3 separate regions of the Homo sapiens genome follow, and regions 1 and 3 are each linked to region 2. Evidence: chromatin loops called from intact Hi-C (ENCODE). Cell type or tissue: PC-3. All regions are shown on one strand. Links, peaks and the distances in the headings refer to the core of each region. The heading gives the core; the rest is flanking DNA. Region 1 has its middle 8.7 kb from the start of HECW2. Region 2 overlaps HECW2 (HECT, C2 and WW domain containing E3 ubiquitin protein ligase 2). Region 3 overlaps HECW2 (HECT, C2 and WW domain containing E3 ubiquitin protein ligase 2).

Region 1 (7,736 bases), core at 1,338-6,337, 66 kb after region 2:
AGAGGGGAAGGGGGGAAGGGAAGGGGAGGGGAGGAGGGGAAGGGGAGGGGAAGGGGAAGGGGGGAAAGGAAGGGGAGGGGAGGAGGGGAAGGGGAGGGGAAGGGGAGGAGAAGGGGAGGGAAAGGGGAAGGGGAGGGAAAGGGAAGGGGAGAGGAAGGGGAGGGGGAGGGGATGGAGAGAGGAGGGGGAGGGGATGGGGAGAGGGAGGGAAGAAGTGTCCTGAATTGTATAATCATCAGTCTCCACAGAACCTGAATCTGTCCTCAGTGTGACCTAATCTGTGTAGTATTCAAAGAACGGGAGCTTCCAGGCCAGGCACCGTAGCTCACGCCTGTAATCACAGCACTTTGGGAGGCCGAGGCAGGTGGATCACTTGAGGTCAGGAGTTCAAGACCAGCCTAGCCAACGTGGTGGAACCCAGTCTCTTCTAAAAATACAGAAATTAGCCAGATGTGGTGATGGGTGCCTGTAATCCCAGCTACTCCGGAGGCTGAGGTAGGAGAATCTCTTGAACCTGGGAAGCAGAGGATGCAGTGAGCCAAGATCACACCACTGCACTCCAGCCTGGGTGACAAAGTGAGACTCCATCTCAAAAAAAGTGGGAGATTCCAACTGAAGAGGTGACTAACTTAAGCACAATATTGCCTTGAGACAGTCATTTCTGTAGTATTTTATCTGTCAACAATCCTAAGAGAATGAATTAATAGTTACAGCCAGGGAATTTGTAGAATGACCAAAGGATATCCATTTGAATGCCAAAATATATTCTTAGATGTATTATGACTTTTCTGCCTTTTTAAAGAAAGTATACTAAAGATAATTGACTCATTATTTTCATAGTGGCTATGATTTATTTATCATGCTCTAATTCAGGGATACTCTTAGAAGCTTCTATGTAGAAGTGGTCTTGCCCTTAGACTAAATGGCCTCAGGCTTCTATCGGTTTTTTTGTTATTGTGGTACTTTAAGAGTAACTTTTTCTCTAGGACCTCGCATTTTTTTCCTGTCACCGCTCATTTTTTTCCTTTCTTGATAATCTTTCTTATCTCATTCTAATTTCCTGCTTGTGGTTTTATATGGAATTGATAGACTAAATAAATATTAGAACTTTGTCTAAAATGGCTTGTGGGAGGGAGGAGGTTCAGTGGATAATGGACATGAACTTTGGTGCATAAATTTCGTGATATCTATTTTGGTTGCTCAGTATCCTTTCTTTCTGTCTTCCAGTTCTCACTCATTACCAATGATGAGAATCTCTGGGTTCTCCATTTCACATATCCTTTAAGTAAATATTTAATAACCACTTACTAATGAGAAAGGATCTCTTCTAACTATTGAGGATGCAGAGGTGAAGGGAATAGACAAAAATCCCTGCCCTTGTGATGCTGATTTTCTAGTGGGATAGGGAAGCAGAGATCAAATAATAAGCAACATGTGGCAGAGTATCAGTGTTTACAAAATCCATATGCTCTTCTACATTTTCCATCCTCGTTTGCAATTAGGATAGCCATGTGACTACTTCTGGCAAATAGAACTTAAGGAGTTTTGATGGGGCTCACTTGTGGCTGTGAAGATTAAGAATATAGTGTGACTTCTCTCATTCTCTTTGCCTTCACTGGAAACCACAGGGGCCATGTGTTGAAAAGGTATCCTCACAAAATGGAAGGAGACTGGATCCCTGAGCCATCATTTGGTGGGGTCCTGTAATGTGAGCAAGAAAGAAAGTGTTAAGCTACTTAGATGTCACCCACACTCAGAGACTTCACTCATTTGTCTGCCTAAAATGGATATTTGGTGACCAGAAGGCAATATATTGGTCTTTACCAGTAACTATGTCCTTCTATATGTTTCCGAGGCTTCCTTGTGTTAAATGGCAATGTGACTAACTATCCAATGAAATGTGAGCAGAACTAATATGGGTCACATCTGGGCCGAGATGGTGAATTACATAACGTGCCTTCTCTGTCTCCCTTTTCCCCTTCCCTAGAGACCATGAAAGGCCACATTTTGAAAGATAGCAGCACTGCAACATGAAAGTCTGGCTTTCTGAGTTCCACTTGGAAAAGAGCTACCCAAGAGAATAGCTCCACTTACCCCTAGACTTGTTACATGAATAAGAAATAACCATTTCTCATGTTAAATCACTCATATTTAGGAGTTAGTTGTCAGAACTGCTAGTGTTACTGATCCTAAGCACAAATAAATCTAAAAATGTAAATTATGTTCACATAAGTATAAGAAAAGAAGATAGAGATAGAAAGTTTTCAAGGGGTTGGAATATTAGATAGTAAACACCCTCCCTGAGAAGATGACTTTTAAATAAAGACCGGAGAAAAAGAACCAAACAAGCAGTCATGTGGGGGGAGAGCATTCTAAGAAGGAGAAACAGGCCAGGTGCAGTGGCTCATGCCTGTAATGCCAACAGTTTGGGAGAGCAAGATGGGAGGATCATTTGAGTCCAGGGGGCTAGGTGAGGAGATTACTTAACCCTGGGAGGTCCAGGCTGCAGTGTGCTACGATCATGTCACTACTGTACTCCAGCTTGGGGAACAGAAGAAGACTTTCTCAAAAAAAAGAAGAAGGAGAAGGAGAAGAAGGAGGAGAAGGAGAAGGAGAAGGGAAACAGTAAGTACAAAGGTGCTGACTGTATCAGAGATTCTGTCCACCATCACCTTGTTTTTAAGATTCTTTACAGTAGTATTTGCCCATACCAAGTTTCCAAAAAATATATTATTTTTATGAGCTTCATTCATCCATTTATTCAAAAAAGTTAAGTATTCCAGTATTCCAGGGACTAATACAAAGATATGAGTTTAATGTAAATATAGTTATGATTCTGCTGCAAAGGTATTATTACTATTAATACTTATGTTTCATTTTGTTTTGTGTGTATGATTTCATCTTTCCTGCTTGGTAACAAAAACTTTTTTTTAATCTAAAAAAAGAAAGCCAACCTGATAAAATTAGTTGGCTGAAAAAATATAATGGTTAAAGGATTCTATTTAGATTAATTCTCAACTTGTTTAGTTTGGCAAGCCTCAGTCTCCCAGATTTGTCTCCACTCTCAAGCTAGTGGCTGGGAGGAAAGGTGGCAATGGTGGCTTCTGTGATTGCATGACAGCGGCTGGGTTGCTGGATCCAGCTGTCCTCATGGCATCCTTGAGCGTGCCGGCCTGTCATGGGGAGTGGCCATCTGGGTTGCCTGGACTGCAGAAGGTTGACTGGTCCCACCCTGGTGATTCCACTTATAGCAACTGACGCCTGTGGCTGCTGTGACTCACAGTTTGATCTCACAGTTTGATCTCTCAGCTTGCACGGGGCCCTGCATTGCTCCCTAGCGGATTTGACCTCCTCATAGTTGCTGCTGCTGCTGCTGCTGCTGCTGCTGCTATAGCTTCCTCTAACATTTAGTCACATGTGCCATCAATTCCATGGCCTGGGCTCAGTAAATAAAGTTAAACTCAGAGTTTCTCTCTGCCTAACCATGACACTGCACCCCTGAATTTACTTGGCTACAGCTGCTCTCAGGTTGGCAACAGGGCATCCTGTAAGGCAGTCTCCTTCCTAACCCTTAAATATAAGCTGAAGCAAGCGTCCCTGCCCTAACATATCCACTCTTCTGGGCCAAAGCCCAGAAAGGGCATATATTTTGAGGAATACATCTGCCACACGGTGGGCCTCTCCTGTCTGCCTTATCCCATGACCTGCGAGACCTGGAAGAGATGTCTTTGCTTTCACCGCCCCTTCCTGTTTACCTACGACTTCCTCTGGTCAGAAGCAGAGCCTCTGGGCTTCCCAGTGCCTTTATGGCATGTGTTCCCTCCCAAACGCAGCCACACTGCTAAGCCTCCATGGAGGTAAAGATGGGGAAAGAGGTCTGCTAAACAATGAGGGAAACTAAATCAGGAGGTATTTTTAAAATATTACACTCGCATTATTGGCAAAGGGTATTGAACTCAGTAAGTTCACTATATAATTTCTCTTTTGAGGAATTAGTTGCACTATTATTCTAACTTAATTGTGAGGAAATTGAAGCACAGAAAGGATAAGTCATTTACCAGGATCAGCACCAGGTTTTGAACTCCTCGTGCAGTGGTTTTTCTACCATGGGGTATTGTCTCTTGTGTTAAGCTAAGATAGCTTTAAAATTACTTCTTTCCTGAAGACACCTCAAATTAATCTCACTCTCATTCAAATTACTCGCTTGCTCAGATTTCTTTTGCATTTGTTTAAATCGTTTTTTTAAAGTTTCTTACCTTCTTATTGTTTTTATTTGTTAGTATATTTCATGATGCTACTACCCCCTTATAGCATTTTCAGTAATATTTATATAGGAAAATCCCCAAATCACTTTTTGAATGAATATATATCTTCACGACTTCCTGAGATGAGAAGGCAAAATAAACAAACATATAGAAAGAGATCCCTGAGAGGATAATACTTTGGTTATTATCCTCTAATATTTGGTTACCATCTATAACAATATGGGTGAATCTCTTAAGCATAATTATGCATCTAAGAAATATCAGCTGGGCAAGATGGCTTATACCTGTAATTCCAGCAATTTGGGAGGCTGAGGTCACATGAGGTCATGAGTTCGAGACCAGCCTGGCCAACATGGTGAAACCGCGTCTCTACTAAAAATACAAAATTAGCCAGGCGTGTGGCGGTGGGTGCCTGAATCGCAGCTACTCAGGAGGCAGAGGCAGGAGAATTGCTTGAACCTGGGAGGTGGAGGTTGCAGTGAGCCGAGATCGTGCCACTGCACTCCAGCTTGGGTGACAGAGCAAGAGTCTGTCTAAAAAATATATATATATGTGTGTGTGTGTGTGTGTGTGTGTATGTGTGTGTATATGTGTATATATGTGTATGTATGTACATATGTGTATATATGTATATATGTGTATATATACATATAGTGAATGCTTTAAAAAATCCAAAATGTATAATATAATTTACCTATTTTTTCTTGTTTATAGAAAAATATATCAGATCAACTCAGCAATTCCCCTTGGCTCCAAATTCTAACCTAAAACTTGATTCTGTTTGTTGAGAAGAAGACTGGGTGATGCTACAGTTTTTGGCCAAAGGAAAGACCTTTCCCAGAAGCTGTATCATTACTGAAACTTGGGCCAAGGAGTCTATGTTGTGATTTAGGACACAGAGGTGACAGCTGATGCAGCAATTAATCTAAGGAGAGCTAAATTGAAACAGAAACATAGAAAATACATTGCTAAATTTAAAGTGTGAGGTCCTAGAAAAATCATATAAAATTAAGAATTTTAATTATGGTGTCATTTTTAGTGTTATTCTTTACCTATGTCCTGTGCCAATGTTATACTACACAAAACTTATCCTTTGGCACTGGTTGTCTCTTATGCCAAGCCAATTCTCTGGGACCCATGTTCTACCCTTCCCTGCCCTTCTTTGAGTCCTGAAAGGCTGACACTATGGACTGCACAACAGGCTCTCTTGCCCTCTGGAACTGGGGGAGGTTGGAGAGGAGGGAGAGAGAAAACTGAGAGTGGCCGGGCGCGGTGGCTCATGTCTGTAATCCCAGCACTTTGGGAGGCCGAGGCGGGCAGAACGCAAGGTCAAGAGATGGAGACCATCCTGGCCAACATGGTGAAACCCTGTCTCTACTAAAAATACAAAAATCAGCTGGGCATTGTGGCACGCACCCGTAGTGCCAGCTACTTGGGAGGCTGACGCAGGAGAATCACTTGAACCCAGAAGGCAGAGGTTGTGGTGAGCTGAGATCGTGCCACTGCACTCCAGCCTGGGCAACAGAGTGAGCTTCTGTCTCAAAAAAAAAAAAAAAAGAAAGAAAGAAAGAAAGAAAAGAAAAGTGAGAGTGATTTTTTCCTCCCCAACTTCCTCCTCGACTTGGTGATGCAGGTCCAGCATCCCTCCTGTCAGTCCATGCCCCTTCCACTGCCCCAGCCCTCTCTGGACTCCAGGGACATCCTTGCCTTCCCTCCTCCCTTTGTGCCTATGAATAGTAGCAGCATCCCAGTGTTGCAGATCCCTGGGTGCTTCAACATTCCTTGTTAGTTTTCTTAACCCTGCCCAAGCCTCTGCGAATAGATGTTTCATGACATTATGTACAACATCCCAGCTCAACATGCCTTCTATTTTCTGCTGAGCTTTTGACAGACATTCTTTTTCAGGATATTTACACTCCAAGAAATGATAGATTCAGACACAGTTAGAAGTACATTTAGAGTAGACAGTCTTTACAGTTCAGATTAATAGAGTTTGAGTCAATACAAACCAAATCAATTGCCATCAGGTCATTTGAGACCTAGCTTCATTGAGAATTTTTACTTACATTTTGAAGGTTCAAAAATTTTAATTTTATCAATTTACCTGGAGATAATGGAACCATAGGGAATCTATTTATGTCAAACAAACCCATAGGACACTGAGTGATAATTCCAAAATTCAATTTATTAACTTGCAGAAGAAAATCTCTGGCATCAAAACTATTAGGCCATCCACCCAGGGTTCTCCCTTCTGGTGGGTAATACTGTTTAGAATCTGAAATAACAGATCAGATGTTTGTATCGTGTTGAGCACAGAGTTAGAACTAGAGGCGCTGGATATTTTTAAGGGAGTTTCCCATGAATTTATGTTGACATATGAATTGCTGTTATATACACAAGTATATGCCTACATTTAAAAAACAAAAAACAAAAGCAAACACAGTACCTACAGGGAACACTATACAGTAATAGGGATAAACAAATTATAACTACATACCAATACGTCTTGACTTATGATGGGGTTACATTCCAATAAAACCATTGTAAGTTGAAAGTGGGTTTTGACTTACAATATTTTCAACTTACAACAAGTTTATCCAGATATAACTGCATCATAAGTTGAGGTACATACTGAATGCATGTTGCTTTTGCACCATGGTAAAGTGGAAAAATAATAAGTAGAACCATTGTTAAGTCAAGGTCTGTACAACCATTGTCTGAAACAATATGGTTGAATCTCCCAAGCGTAATGTTGAGCGAAAAAAGACACAAAAAAGCATATATTGTATGGTCAGGATAGCAATTACCTTGGGTGGGGAGGTTATGATTGAAAGAGAACCATGAGAGGGGATTCTGGGAAGCTGGTGATGTTACCTTATATAATCTTGGTGCTAGTTATACAGGTAGATTCATTTGTGAAACTTTATTGAGCCGTACATTTACAATAGGGGCTTACCTTTTGTATTTATATTGGAAGCCAATGAAAAATTTTTAAAAATTACCAGTACCACTTTTAGAACCAAAGCTTGCTCTCTTTCGGAAAATGCTATAGACCTACTGACAAACTACCACCCAACTTCTCCAAGGGGATACTCATTGATAGTACTAAACGCTTCTTCCGTGACATTATTTCAAGTAATAACATCCAGTGTTACAACTATTTTACATTAGCCTCTTATCATTTTCGGATATCTTCCAGATGAAACATAACACTTTTCTGGATGATAACACTCTTTTCCCATTCACAAAAATGCTTAGAAATCATTTCCTAAGCTTGGCTATTTCTGGAGAGTCCCATTGATGTGTTTCAATTTTTAATCTCATTATTTATATGTTTATATGTCTTCTTGATACATAAGAGCAGTGATTTGTAACCAGATGTGTGCCTTGGAATCACCACACACACTGAATCAAAGCCTCTATACTTAGAGTCTCTGCTGTGCTCTGAATGTTTGGGTCCCTCCAAAATTC
Region 2 (7,736 bases), core at 1,699-6,698:
AAATGTGGCACATATACACCACGGAATACTATGCAGCCATAAAAAAGGATGAGTTCATGTCCTTTGCAGGGACATGGATGAAGCTGGAAACCATTATTCTCAGCAAACTATCACAAGAACAGAAAACCAAACACCACATATTCTCACTCATAAGTGGGAGTTGAACAAGGAGAACATACGGACACAGGGAGGGGAACATCACATACCAGGGCCTGTCAGGGGGTGGGTGTCTAGGGGAGGGACAGCATTAGGAGAAATACCTAATGTAGGTGACGGGTTGATGGGTGCATTAAAACACCATAGCACGTGTATACCAATGTATTAAAACTGCACATTCTGCACATGTAGCCCAGAACTTAAAGTATAATAATTTAAAAAATAGTATGTGCAATAGGGAATAAAAGTTAATATTAAAAAAAAAATTACCATCTTCCAGGGCACATTCCTCCACACTGGCTACAATGACCTCTGGAGAGATCTTATCAACTACCTTGCTATCATCTATATTTATTGCTTATATTATTTTATTTTACTTATAGTAACACTAGTAAGGAGAAGGAGAGCAAAGAGGTGGGGAAAAGAGGAGAAGGAGGAGGGACACATTAATTTGGCATAACTTAGCGTGGCTCAGTGAACTCTTCTGTCTAGGCTGCTCCCCAAGATATCTTATTAAGAAAATACACTGAAAATATTTGGGGAAGGAAGTTGAAGAAAGTCAGATAACATACAGTTTCTTCAGCTATCATATTAATATTTTTAGGTGCATACCATGTAATTTTTCTGGTGTGGAGACCAACTGAATTTCCCCTTACTATTCTTACCTTAAATAAGATTACAATTGCATCTTAGTCATGTTTGTTTTAAGACCAAAACAGATGCTTAGCTACTATGTTTTAATTATTTGTGGTAACCAGGAATTGGACAGCTGATCTTTTGGTGAACTTATAAATTATAATGTTATGAAAATGTTCAAACAGGTAATCTTAACCTCTGTAGAGAAACTGTAGCAAAGATCCCTATGTTGATTACGAATTAGCAACCAATGACCTCTATCTATTTCCAGTGTTAAGTTTCTAGCATAAAAATGTTTATTATTGACGTGGGATAGAGCCCCTTCCATAACAGGAAGCAACCTCAACCACCACAAATGAAACTTGCCCTTTAAATTATTTTGAATCACAACAGCCAAGAGACTACTCATCTTTTTTTGTGTGTGTGGGGGGGTATCTTTTATCTAATTCTCAATTCTTCCTCCACCCTCCTGCCTTCCCCTTCAGTTTGCAGGCTGCAGGATGGAAGAGCTTCTATTCCTTAATCTCAGCAAAGTCATATGTATCCTTGTCCATGACACTGGAAAAGGAATATATATATAGGTGTAATTTCATTCTTTATTTTCCATTAACAATGTGTTTAACTAGACAAGAAGCTCTGTTACTGTCACCTTAAACTAGCCTGACTTTTTTCTGGCTCAACTTATCTCACTGTAAAACAGTTATAAGGTCAATGGTAGACTCGAGAATTTAATTAAGTGTGTAAGATGAAAGCTTTACAACTGCTTCCATTTTGCTTTGTATCAAGAACAAGAAACCAAATTTTTCTTAGGACTAAAATATAATACTAGCTTTCTGGAAAATAATTATTGTACATAATTTATAACCTCATTGCTATGAACCACCTTACCTAGTGCATCTGCTACTTTGATACTGTTCATGAGCTGTCAGCTGGGCTGGGGATTTGATTTGTTTTTCTGTTGCTGCTCCCTGATTTACTGTTGCACATTATTCCCAGAATCCTGATTTCATTTGCTTTCACTGATAATATGTATCTGCTAAGAAGTCCCAACTTTGTGTCTAAACTAAATGAGATCAGACAATTTGAAAGTAGTATGTATAATTTTAGCATCCTTTACAAGATCAGGTATTTATAGTTCTATTTCACAGAAGTATTTCCTGACCACAGGAAAGCTTCACTCTCACTGTAAATGAGTCTTCGGTGTGTGTCAGGGCCTCCGTTTTTGTGCAGGAAAAAAAAAAAAATCTTTACTCTACTTTGTTCTTCAACTATGTAGCCCTTCCCTGCCTCATGCACTAAACTGCTCATATGTCAGCATTAATAAACAGGTATAAATTATTAGTAGCAACGTACTCTGAGATCTCAATTCAGTGAGTGTGAAATACTAGGGAGGAATTTGTTACTTTTCTTCTCTTTAAATAATATATAGCCTAAGGAGCATGGAAGAATCTTTTCAGCCTCAGAAATGAGAACGGGGTTGAAATGATAGCTGAATCTTCTTCTAGTCTCTGATGCCTCACTCCATCTCCCATAAATATCAGAAGAGAGTCTGCATATTCTGGTAAATGTAGGCCAGCTGCTGTGACGCAGGAGGGAGAGCTGGGGCTTTGAGATATAAATTTTTCAAAGAGCTAAAAGTAGCTCCCAAGAACCTGCTTAACACAATCGCCTGCCCCGGCCTCAGAAAGCACTTCCATTGTCAGTCTCTACTGTGAAACAAGATGCTGCTTGCTTTGCCTACTCCAGTGGCTTCACCTGGCAGGGTGTGGCTGACTAGAATGAGCGGGATAGGGTAGACATCTCACTGCAAGTCCAAGATACCAAAATCAAATCCTATTTCAATTGCCACTTAGTTCTCCACATCTTAATGGAGAAATTTTTGAAACAGCAAATACTAACTTAACAAAGTGGCTAACTCCCCAACTAATCTATGTCCCCTTCAGTCTATACCAATTTGCACGACAAAACGATTAGGAAGAAAACAAATTGTCAATATAACAAAAAAAAAAAAACAAAAAACCCACTCTCCTTCAACTGCTAAAAACGCTAGCCCCTAAAACTCACATTTAAAGCTTCATCAGTTTCATTTCTCACAACACTCCCATAAGAGAGAAAAATAGATTTCCCAGTTTGTGAAAATCAGTGCTGTATTCATAAAGCTGGCAAAGACTCCAAATGAAGAAACACAAAATCAAGATCAGTACTAAACTAGATGTGGGTGGATCCTTGCCACCACTGTGAGAACTGCAGCCTGTTTACCATGCTAGTTTTGTTATTCTTAAGCGCCACTTCAAACATAATGTATAGCAAAGGACAAGATTCCAAATACATCAATGTTAAACATGTAATACCATACCACATCAAATTTACATGCAGCGGTTAGAGTGGTGAGTTTGGTATAATGCCTTGGATAACATACTAAAAGATAAGAGACTTACTAAAGGCAAATTATAAGGCAATTTAATTATAAGGCTCAAGCACACTGCACTTAGATCCTGTAAGTGAGAATGCTGCATCAAAATCCCTTATCCGCTTACCACATACCTTTCTGGGTCTAATGTCTGTGGCACAGTCGACCCTAAATGTGTACATAATAGTCCTGGATATTCTCTGCCTTACCCTCTCCTCATCGATCCCAAATCATCACAGTCACCTTGGAAATGCAGAGGTGCTATGAGTTCAAAACTAGCAAAAACAGAGAAAGCAGAAACAGTTTAGAAGAAGAGACTCCAGGGACAAACTGCCATAAATTATTTTATGCTGTCCCTTCACGTTTGTCTAGAATGTTTGAAATGGCTCATTTTGTTATGATACATTGCCTGAGATGTCATCAATTAGAGATCTGAGTTAACAAGTATTATGTGTTAAAAAAAAATCTACCTCCAGGGGGATCACTAGACTATGAAAAATACAATCAGATTGCTTTCCACTCTAACATCTATCAAAGAACCACAGAGAGGAAAAAATGGTTGATAGAGGCTAAATAATTTGGGAGCACTTTAGAACAACCTGGAAAGGTAATGTGTGCCCTTAGGACTTACATGACTTCCTAAAAACTTTTGGAAAATAAATACCAATTTTTCTAAATGGCCAAGGGTGGGCATGAAGGACACACTGAACAAGCCGATAATTAATAGGTCTCATCAACCAGTAACCTGATCTGTAAACACTTTGATGCTCCTGTAAAACTTACGGGATGGGACCCTCTGGCTTTAAAGAACTTCTGAGTTCATTAGTTTTCTTGGTACACCTAGGTGCATGGTTTGCCACTCTGAACTGTAGCAGCTGTGAGAGTATTCTGCATAAGGGACTACTGTAAAGGCCACTGGACTACATGAGAGAGCTGGAAAGATCAGAAATGTCAGTGGGCACTTGCTTTCCAGAGGATGTGTCTAAAGCCCACAGATACTAAAAGTTGGCATGCTCAGCCTCACAAAACTCCTGCTGCCTATGTATCTCTGTTCCCACCAACCTTAAAAATTCCTCTACCGACAAGCGAAGAAGCAATTTTAAAAAACTTTTGTTCCCGATAACCACTAGAGTCTGCCATTTTGTTCCCAGACCCCCTCCAAGGACTAATCTCCAGCTTGAAGGAAAAAAGGAGATTATAGATCTCAAAAAGTCACACAGCAAATAATCTTCAGGAGCACATAATCCAACTCTCTGGACTAGGGGCTGAGAGCCACAGAGTCAGTTATTCCCATCATTAATCTGCTAAATGGCCACTGTGCTACTCAAACTGAGCATCAATACACCAAGTTAGAAGGCCACTGAAACTCATTTGATCTTTGATGGCTGCATTGGTGGTTGTGTTGGATGAAAGACAGCAGCCACTGTAACTGAGCAAGTCCAGAGGTCCCCAAATTCACTAGGGACACAAATCACTCACATCTCACAGCTTAATCACCTAATCTCAAACATACGAGGCCAGGAAAGATGAAATTAGTAAAAAGAAAGCAGGGGCGAAAACCAATTCCTTTCTGTTCAATTTTGCCTAAAATCATTTCCATCCTAGGAAGAAGGAAGAAAGCTATTCTTCTTCCTTCTCCCTCCATATCTCAGGCCTCCTGCTCCTAGGAAAGAACAATTCAGTTCCATATGGGGTGAGTGAGCTTTGGTGGAAGAACCTGAACATCTAAACACTACAATAGAGTTTCCAGGAAAATGTGCTCCTAGACATAAACAGAAAACTGACAAAGCGATACTGGGGAAACCTGTGTGGAAACTGAGAATGTGCTGTCCATGTATGGGGACAGGGTGGGAGGTGGGAAGATGGAAAGCCTCACGATGGAAGCCAATAGATCCAAGAGGAATTTAAACATCCAACCCAGAGACCGGCGAGCTACATTCAAAACGTTTCCAATTCAGTTGAAGCTGGAGATCAGGAGGCAGCAAAGCTCTTGGCCTGCCAAGCAGACCAGACAGGGCACAGATGATTATAATTATGAAAACATGTCTAGAAAACCAGGGACAGCATGAACCAGGACGGACAACAGGAGAAGCTGAGGTGTGGCTGAACGGTACTGGTGTCAGAGGCGTTCGAACCAGAGCAACTCCATCTTGAGTGAGGGCTAGGAAAATGAGGCTGAGACTTGCTGGGCTGCATTCTCAGAAAGTGAGGCATTCCTAGCCTCTAGATGTTTATGGTTAAGGGAACAAATTAATCATGTTTACTAAACAGACCCAGACTTGGGAGTGTCCAGATATCCCGATATCTGGAGAACAAAGGCATTCCCAATTTTTCTTTGAAGATAATAATATTGATTCTTGCAAAATATAGCAATTGAGAAAATTAATCCTTTATCACAAACCCTTGTAACAGAGCCCATCTCCCCATATATACCAGCATTGTAGCTAGGGAACCTCCTACTCTGTCTGTGGAGTAGCTGTCCTTTCACCACTGTACTTTCTTAATAAATTTGCTTTTACTCTGCACTGTGGACTCGCCCTGAATTCTTTCTTGTGGGAGATCCAAGAACCCTCTGTTGGTGTCTGGATCAGGACCCCTGTCCTGTAACACTCGTACTCAACAGAAAGACGAAGGAGTCCGACAGAGACAGTCAAGTACCTGCATCGTTTCTCTACCTTACAAAGATTGCTCCCCTGTAACCTCTCCACCTCCTTCCACAAAACGATTTGACCTGAGGCATATCCTCCACTTTTTCTGATAAAGACAAACAAGGAAGGTGATAAAGGAACCAGTGGCTGTCAATTTTTAGAGTGTCACTGAGCACTTGGAGAGCTTGTTTAAAATTAAGAACGCCAGGCCCTGTCCCAAGAGATTCTGTGATACAAGCAGTTCTGGATCACACTTTGGCAAACACTGAACTGCGGTGAGGGCAGTAAAAAGGGTAATATGCTAGCTGGCATAGCAGCCCTACATTCATTCTGGCAGCGTAAAAGGTACACCGCACTTAGCAGTCCTCAGAGAGGTTTTGGGAAAGTTCTTTACACTCCTGTCCCACAGTACATTTTTGGGAGATTTAGGATGGCAGCTTAGATTAGTCTTGTATCAGGGAAGCCACCCTGGAGTTTGGTTAGTCCCAGACTTAACCAGTGCCCCTCTATACCCAGCCTTGAGTATGTAAGAAAAAAATGACTTGTCTTATTAAAAACTTTCAGTTTAAAAAAACTATAACAGTCTCATGAGCTAACATGTTCTGACAATTTTGCTTTTGCTCGTATAAGTTTTTCTCCCAGGTACCTTCATTTTATATGAAGGACAGCTCCAGTGATAAGAAAGGCCAGCTGGCAGGCTGCTCATCAAAACTCACCAGCAATAAAAGCTTAGCAGTCACCTAGGAACCAGCCGCCTCCTCTCTACCAATCAACGCACCACCACAGCAGTTTCCTCGGAGCTCAGGTACTCTTTGAAAGTGGAAAAAATAAAGGGTTTCCTAAATATCCCTGAAAAAAGACACCAAGTGCTTCCAACAGTGAGAAGTGGTGGTCTGAAAGGGAAGACTCGATTCAACTTTTTTAGTCCTAAAAGTAAGGAACTATTGCCCAAAAGGCATGAATAGTGGCAGAAGTCCAGAAGTGCCCTGGAGTCTTAAGCCGAGACTAAAGGTAGTTTGGTGGAGAAACTCTGAGCACTCCTAAGTTCTTGTCTGGGGTGCTCAGTCCCTGTAGGATCTCGGGCAAATCACTTAACCTCTCAGGCTCATTTTTACAAACCTGTGAAATGAGGGAACTCTTCCCTCCCATCCTTCCTCACAGGAAATGTTAAGGCTTACATGTCAGGAAACGTGTGACAACTTTCCATAAAATGTTGGTCAATAAACAAATACTTTTACGTAGGCCGGACGCAGTGGCTCATGCCTGCAATCCCAGCACTTTGGGAGGCCGAGGCGGGTGGATCATGAGGTCAGGAGATGTAGACCATCCTGGCTAACATGGTGAAACCCTGTCTCTACTAAAAAAATACAAAAAAATTGGCCGGCTGTGGTGGCGGGCACCTGTGGTACCAGCTACTCAGGAGGCTGAGGCAGGAGAATGGTGTGAACCTGGGAGGCGGAGCTTGCAGTGAGCCAAGATCCAGCCACTGCACTCCAGCCTGGACAACAGAGCAAGACTCCTTCTCAAAAAGAAAAAGAAAAAAAAGAAAACAAATACTTTTACGTGTACGAGTAATCTCACATGAGGGTCCCTTTGGAAGGGCTTGAACTTGCCTTAAATCTTCCTCAATCAAGTAAGTATTTTGTTTATTAGTCCTTGAGAGAATCTGAATATAAGATAGGTTCAATAGCACAAAAGGAAAGGAATTTTACCACTTTTAAAAAATATAAAGTGAAGAGGCTACCTCTGAGCACTGCAAGGATATGTGGTACATGAATATGCCTTGTTTAATTATAGAGAATTCCAAAACTGATACTATCTTTTGTTTTGTTTTTCCCATGTAAAAAGGTAGGAATGTTTCCCAAGCTATTCAGGACAGCGGATGA
Region 3 (7,736 bases), core at 1,287-6,286, 51 kb after region 2:
CTCCAAGACTTGACTTTCTGACATTTTAAAAGTCCAAAATGTTAATCTTTTAGTATCCTGTGTCAATTAATATCTGATCTATATAAATAACAACCCTTCATAATGGTCCATGAAGAAGAAATAGATGGTTCCTTTAGCCATTAGGCATTGGTTATTGAATATTCACTATGTGATCAATACTGGGCATTACACAGGGGCATCTGCCAAGTTTCCATATATTTAGAGTGCTTAAAATCTAGGTGGCAAGAAGACTAATGGAAAACAATAACTAGTGTACCACCTAAAACAGCAGATGATTAAGATTTTAATTGCTACAAACGAGTGATTCCCAAGAGGGTAGCATATCAGCATCTGGGTGGAAGGCTAAACACACTGTCTCCCAACTCCTCCTATAAGATACTTACTCCACCCTTACTCTTACTGTCAATCACTGACAAGGGAAACTACACTGAATTCCAGGAATGGCATATTCTTCAGAAGGATGAGGTGGGAAAAATGACAAAAACCACTGTTTTTAAATTGCATACAGAAGGGCAATGGAGACCTGGGGCCTGAAAGAGTAAGTAGAAGTGGTGGGCATTCCAGGTGGGAGTTGCTTCCTGTGGTAAAAGTACTGAGGTGGAGATGAGTCTAGGGTATTTATGGGACAGGAAGAAGACCTGTCTAATTAAAGTAAACTAGAGTGTCCCACTCACCATCACCCTATTTTTAGTGGAGGAAGCATGGAAACTATCTCCTAAAAACCTGATGACCACCTGTTAAAAACACTGAAGAGATATTTCTTTACAGAAAGGCTAAACTAGTTTACCTCTCAGATCCTTTCCAATTTTTCCTCAAGTGCAGAACAAAATTCTGATTCTTCTCCAACCCATAATTCTAAATTGAATCACTTGTCTTGCCTGCTGTTGACCATGGCAGACAAGTGAAGAGAATGTGGATGTGTAAAACTCCCTATAAATTAAAAAAAAAAAAACCTAAATCACTGCATTAGGTTAAGCATTCCATTGCTGCTTAGCATCCCCAGTTCTCTAAGACTGTTCTCATAGGGCTATTTTCAACTCTGTCATCAATCATCTTTGTTACTCTTCCCTGAACCCTTTCCAAATTATCCTCATCCTTCTTATATAGGCAAGTGATGAATTACACTTCAGGTTTTCCCTGAGCACTCCATCTAAAGGAAGTCTCAGTTACACAACATTCTCTGCCAAAGCCCACCTCGACAAAGCACTTAATGTACTTCCAACTAGGTTTTTTCATTTGTTGCTTATGAAATATTTAAAATATACATTTAGAAGTTCATATTGTTAAGAAGTTAATATAACAGTAGCCCATATACCAAATATTACTTCCTTAATTTATGGTCAATGTGGACATCTAACTCTCTAATAAAAAAAATTCATAGTCTAAGATTGTGGCATATGGTTTTACTTGCTAATAATTTTCCCTTCCTTGTTTGTCTTTGCCATGATTCACTGTGGCCTAAGTATATTACTGAGGTATACCATACATACCAACGCCCAGATTTAACAAACATTAATATTTTTGCCTTGTTTTGCAATTATATACTTATTTATTTATTCATATATGTGTGGCCTGTTTTCCATTAGATTCTGTCTTATCTGGACAGAGCCATGTCTGATTATTAACCTCTTTTATACCCATTACTTAGCATAGAGCCTGGCATATAAGGTTCAATGAATAATGCATGAATGACTTTTGTCCTAGTATTAAATAAGGGCCATCACAATGGATGACTTATTAAACAAAAGACAATGATTCCATCTTTATTAAAAGTCCAAAGAGGGGAAAAAGGAAATGAGTCTTTATTAAAGAATGGGGTTTACATTTAAATGCATGCTATAGCTGGATATCGGACATTAGGATGAGTTAGTTGAGCAAGGTACAGAACTTCCCTTCCCTAGGGGCTCCTTTCCCTTGTTCCCTGAATAGCACATATATCTGCCTAGATAACAGTGATACAGAAGATGAGCTCTTCTAGCTCGTGTAGCTTAGAGATGCCAACTCAATGGCTTAAAGAAGGAGAGAACAAAGGAGGAGAAGGAGAAAGAGAAGAGAGGAAAAAATGGAGGGAGGAAGGGGTGGGGGCCTATACGGAGGGTATCCAATACCACTATAAGACCAGAAGAAATCATTCATTTTTTCTAGATTATGCCAATGGCAATAAAGATTATGTCCTGAAAACCTTAGAGTATGAAGTCCATTTGGATAAAATGAAGTGAAGCCTAAGGCAAAAACTTAAGAAAGATCATATCCAACTGTCAGAGAAATCTGACAGTTTTCTCTACCTCCTTCAGCCTGTACTCCCTGCCACCCAATATCTTCATGCAAAATCCTAAAAGTCTGGGTCCCTCCTGCCATGGTTCTCTACATGCTCTCAAATACCAAATATACACTCGTGTCTACTCCCCATCAAAACTTACTGGGTCTAAGTTCTATTACTTTGAGCTCTTATTCTTCTAGCAGGTCACTGAGAGATACTATGCTTATGATATAAATGGCTGTCTATTACTGAAAATATCACTTCCTTAATTTACAGTCAATGTGAACTTCCAACTCCCTAATAAAAAATTTCATAGTCTAAGATTGTGGCATATTGTTTTATTTGTTAATAATTCTCCCTTCCCTCTCTGTCCTTGCCACAGTTCACCACGGGCTAAGCATATGACTTAGGTATACCACTTGATATAACACAAATCATTTCTAATCACTGTCATAAGGAAATGTTTTTCTTGCTCCAAAGATATCTTACTCCACAGATAAAATATTACACGAGCACCTTTCCACTATGCAGCTAGCATATGTCAGCTTGGGGAAGCAGTCTTACACTCACTGCCCATCACTTTGCACAGCAAACTCACAGACACAGGGGCCACAGTTTGGTTGAATCCATAGTTTCCACTGTTTCTTTTTGTATTTCCTCAAGATCAGAGGGTATTACGTCTTCTCCATGAAGTGGGTAGCATGTGGATTGGCTTCTTTCTAAGTACAACTCCTTTTCTTCATGAAGCCATCACCTTATCTGTACCTGAGCCCAGTACCCTGTCAGTTCTGTCCCGAGCAACTTTTCCACTCTCATGAATAATGGTTAACCAAAAAAAAAAAAACAAAAAAAAACTCTTCCTATAGCACAAGTTTTCAGTGACAAATGAACAAAAGCATCACCGAGCACTCATTTCTGAACAAATGCCAAAAGCTGATTCATTCTCTGCATGACATCGGTGGTTTCATCCAACCATAAAGTGAAATATCTGCTAGCGTGCACTTGATAGTAATCGCTCTTCCACACTCCACTCCACTGATATTATGCCACAGCCAACCATGTTATTTGACAAAGGAGTTTTGTCAATAACTTCTGGTTTCTCTCTAAGGATAATGTTTGTCTTTAACTTTCCAGCTGATTTTCCAAGTGTCTCTTCAATAATATGACTCATACTTATTTTGCTACAAGGATCCTTTAATGATGCTAATAGAATTATAATCTCTTACCTACCTTTAGCCATATAATACATTAATTTTATAAAGGAAAGCATTATTGTGTGCCTGTCCTAGAAAACTTCAATAGTATAACAGAGAAGCCACTGTGCTTTGTTCGAAAATGACACAAAAACATCCATGGCTTCATGCCACTATTGGACAAAGTTTCATAACAGGCAACGATTACGGATTCATTTGGTCCTAATGGGGATAGCAAGTCCAATAAAAAATAGTTTTGAGATAGTCATTGTCATATTTCCATTTGCACTTTTCAATTTCAGCTACTGTTCTGAAATTGTCACTCTCAGAGATTCCCTTGTCTCTATACATACATATTCCCATTTTATATGCAGTGGGATTCAGTTCTCTAAGTATGTTTATGGTATTCTGAAATGTAGCATTTACAGTACTATTTTCATCACTATTTTTACACTTCAATGAACTACTTTTGAACCACTTATCTAGTTTTGTGAAATGGGAATACAATTTAAGAACAGCAAAAACAAAAAATATTCTTTTAACAAATAAAAAATAAGTAAATGATATAAAAATTATATTAACAAACATGAAGTGGACCATTAACAAAATGTAAGCTATACGCACTCACCAGTGCAGTCTTTGCAGCACAAATACAATCTTAAATATTATAATAAGTTTTAAGAACATAAGGGGATGTCTGCTGAAATCATAATTAAATGGCCTATCTCAAGGCCCTACAGGCTTTGCAACACCCACACCACCCTTCTGGTCTCATTTCTGACTTCCCCCTTGTCATTCCACCCCATCATGCTGATCTTGCAAATCTTTGAACATATCCAAACACATTCTTTTCTCAGGGCCTTTGCACTGGCCATCCTGCAACTCTATCCCTCAGGTATTTGTATTAAGCAACTTCTCTTACCTTCCGTTAACTCTTTGCTTAAGGTCTCTTTCTCCATGAAGCCTACTCAACCACACTTACCCTGTCCTACTTTCTCTTTCTTCCAAAGCACTCATCTCCTTCTAGCATCATATATAATTTAGTTATTTGGTTTATTATCTGTCTCCCACCTCCCACCTGCCTGCCCCCAACAGAATGAAAACTCTACAAGGTCAGAGATCTTTGTTTTATTCATTGATATATTCCCAGCACCTAGATCAGATACTAACCCGCAGATGGAGCTCAATACATATTACTTGAATGAACAAATAAATGAATGGATGAATGAATTAAATTTTTTCATTGCTTTTCCCTTCTAACCACCAAACTGCCTATGGATCTTACTTTGAGAATTAAAAAGAAAATGATAAGCCATCAGAGGTTTTTAAGCAAAAGAATTATATCAATAGAATGGTATTAAAATAGACAAGGTCAGGAGATGATTTAAAGTTTGGAGAGGCTAGATCCAAAGAGTTTAGTTAAAAAGTCAACCAATGAAAGAGATAAGGAAGGGCATAAATTTCCAATTACCAGGACTTCTTAAGTGGTTTATTTCAAACCTACAATTCACATATCCATAGATACATTATCAATGTTTATCTATACATACATTGCATACACACACACACACATATACGTTGAACAAGACTAGAAGAAGCTAAGGACATTTCTCATCATATGGATATAATACATATACAAGCTTATCACTTGAGTCATAGTTAGAACAGCCATAAATCCTAGTTTTCCTGGCACAGTCTCAGTTTATACTTGTTGATCTAATGCCCCTTCCAGTTAGTACCATATTTTACTCTCAAAAGTGTCCTTGTCTGGATTTTTTTAAATTACATAGTCATCCTACTTATAAAAAAGATACATAGGCCGGTCACGGTGGCTCACACCTGTAATCCCAACACTTTGGGAGGCCGAGGAGGGTGGATCATTTGTCAGGAGTTCAAGACCAGCCTGGCCAACATGGTGAAATCCTGTCTCTACTAAAAACACAAAAATTTGCTGATGGTAGTGGTGCGTGCCTGTAATCCCAGCTACTTGGGAGACGGAGGCATGAGAATCGCTTAAACCCAGGAGGCGGAGGATGCGGTGAGCCAAGATTGCACCACTGCACTCCAGTCTGGGCAACGGAGTGAGACCCTGTCTCAAAAAATAAATAAATAAATAAATTTCTTCTTATTTAGACATGCTGACCAAGCTTTTGAGGACTTCAGTGGAGTGAGTTTGGGAAAGGTGACAGCCATAATTAATTATAACATCCACTGGCCAACATAGTAAGTGAGCTGTGTTACAAACACACAATTCTTTGGTAAAGGAGCATAGCAACTACTGCAGAAGCAAATGCCACAAACTTCATATATCTAAGTTGGGTAAAGAATCCAAACCCTTGCCAGGTCACCTGCACAATCTCAAACCCCCAAGAGAATTTTCATGTGGTGAACAGACACAACAGTTCTCCCTCTCTGCGACCCCTCTGTATGAAAAGCTGAGACCCAAACCAAACACTGGAGACACAAGGGAGTACAGAAAACAAAAGCCCTCCTATTATCCTCATGGCCCTGAGAGCTTGGAAACTAAGAGAATGTGGAATCAAGTCTTCACAACAACACTTGTGTTCTGGAATCTCAGTAAATATCCAAGATCTGGACCAGACACTAGATCTTGAAACTTGCATTCCTACCTCTAAGAGCCATGGTAACCACTAGGTCTGCAAACAGGTTTTGTAGAAACTGCTCTCCCAAATCAAAGGATTTGTCCCAATTAGTGTCAGCTCTAGATATATGGACAGGTGTTAATTCATATTGTGCTTGAAGACAATAATAATATGGGCTTACAGCCACGGCAGATGCTTAGTAACTTAAGAATAAAACTATTTTATTCACTATGTGTGTAAATAGATGACAAGCAATTATCTCATTCTCCTATCTTCCTTCCTCCTATTTCATTTTTTCTTATATATTTTTCAGGTTTAAATTTTTCTGATTTTCTAGCTTTGCATTTAATAAATAAAAGACTGAAATAAGGCAAGACTCAAAATCTGGTGTCGGAAGAGGGGTGATGAAAAAAATTCAGGATTCCTTAATATCTAGGGTGACCAGATAATTATCACCCAAACCAGGACACTTTTACATGTGAAAGGGGGTGCTTTTGATAATTAAGATAAACCAACAGGAGTAAACTGGCACTGTCACAAGCAAAGCAGGGCATCTCGTCACCTTTCTAATCTCTCATTCATATCCTGATACAAAAGGCATCCTGTGTGTAATGAAGCAACCTCTGCCTCTGTTAAATCAATCAAACTTCAAACATAGTCCTCCCTCTTTCAGGCCAGGCCTGGCTTTTGATAACAGAGCTGGAAAGGTTTTCACCCAATGCTGCCATTCCCTATCCAACACACCAAGCAAAACTGGTTCCAGTTTTTCCCAAGAAAGTAGTCAGCAATGCACAAGAATGTGGATCCAGGCCAGGCCCACAGCAAGCCCCAGGCGAGAAGCCTCTGGTTTCTCTTAAAGGAACACTTCACAACAGAGAAAGCCACCTGGTTAGAGGTTACACAGATACCAACCATATAGACTTAACAAGCATTTTGAATGCAAGATCATTTCATTGATGTGTAGGCACATATTAAAACTGGGAAGATCCCAAAAGCCACCTCTCCTGCAAAACACATTCATCTAGGAGAAAACGCCAAAGCATCTGTCCTCAACTACAGGTAACAACCTTGGTTTCTTTGCCTTTGGCTGAAATCAGTGTTGCAAAAGCCTTTTAAAAGAGTAAGAAAATATAGGTTTTTCTCCCAAGATCACATTGCCCAAGTGAAACAGAACCAGTGCTTACTTTTATTTTTTGTCTCCTGTTCAGAGGGGTCAAACATTGCTCATAATCTTCATTAAATTTAGTCCTGTGGCTGGCAAATGTTAATTTACTGGAATATTTTCCTTCACATTCATAAAGAGGGAAAACTAGCTTTGTGATCTGGTTGCAATCTACACAACACATAGATAATCCACAACAGTGGTAGGCGCAGAAAAGCTCCAGCTGGTTTATCTCAAATGTTCAGAATGATTTTGATTTCTTTACCGACACCACAGCCATTCATAAAGATTCATTGCCAAATGTTGCCCAATACCGTGATAGAGGCGATGGTGAAGCGAATGTCTTAGACTGGGAAATCATCATGGTGCCCAAACCTCAGAGTCTGCGGCCAAATGGTGGGGATTTGGAAATCACCTGTCACGGAGATGGTGAAGGAAACTGGATTCAAACTAATGAAGACTAAAGTCTTTCCAGCCAGAAGACGGTTTGAGTCCAA

Evidence for each region. Peaks named below come from ENCODE experiments on the same cell type or tissue, not always from the same donor. Only the 100,000 strongest peaks of a DNase experiment are listed, where the experiment ranks them.
Region 1: a loop joins it to region 2, with 4 times the contacts of the local background. A loop is called at or near these places in 13 of 110 quality-filtered maps.
Region 3: a loop joins it to region 2, with 3 times the contacts of the local background. A loop is called at or near these places in 14 of 110 quality-filtered maps.

The regions. Positions count from the first base shown.
Region 1 is chr2:196,598,350-196,606,085 of GRCh38, forward strand. No RefSeq gene overlaps it. Among named protein-coding and RNA genes, the nearest start is that of HECW2, 8.7 kb to the left of the region's middle. In PC-3, for the core only: no CTCF peak of the experiment used is centred there; a DNase peak (open chromatin) is centred at 3,252; H3K27ac peaks cover 1,785 bases.
Region 2 is chr2:196,532,260-196,539,995 of GRCh38, forward strand. All of the region lies in intron 1 of HECW2 (HECT, C2 and WW domain containing E3 ubiquitin protein ligase 2), which reads right to left. Among named protein-coding and RNA genes, the nearest start is that of HECW2, 57 kb to the right of the region's middle. In PC-3, for the core only: a CTCF peak has its summit at 3,678; no DNase peak of the experiment used is centred there.
Region 3 is chr2:196,583,629-196,591,364 of GRCh38, forward strand. The region is part of intron 1 of HECW2 (HECT, C2 and WW domain containing E3 ubiquitin protein ligase 2); the gene reads right to left. Among named protein-coding and RNA genes, the nearest start is that of HECW2, 6.1 kb to the right of the region's middle. In PC-3, for the core only: no CTCF peak of the experiment used is centred there; DNase peaks (open chromatin) are centred at 1,473, 1,793 and 3,243; H3K27ac peaks cover 2,650 bases.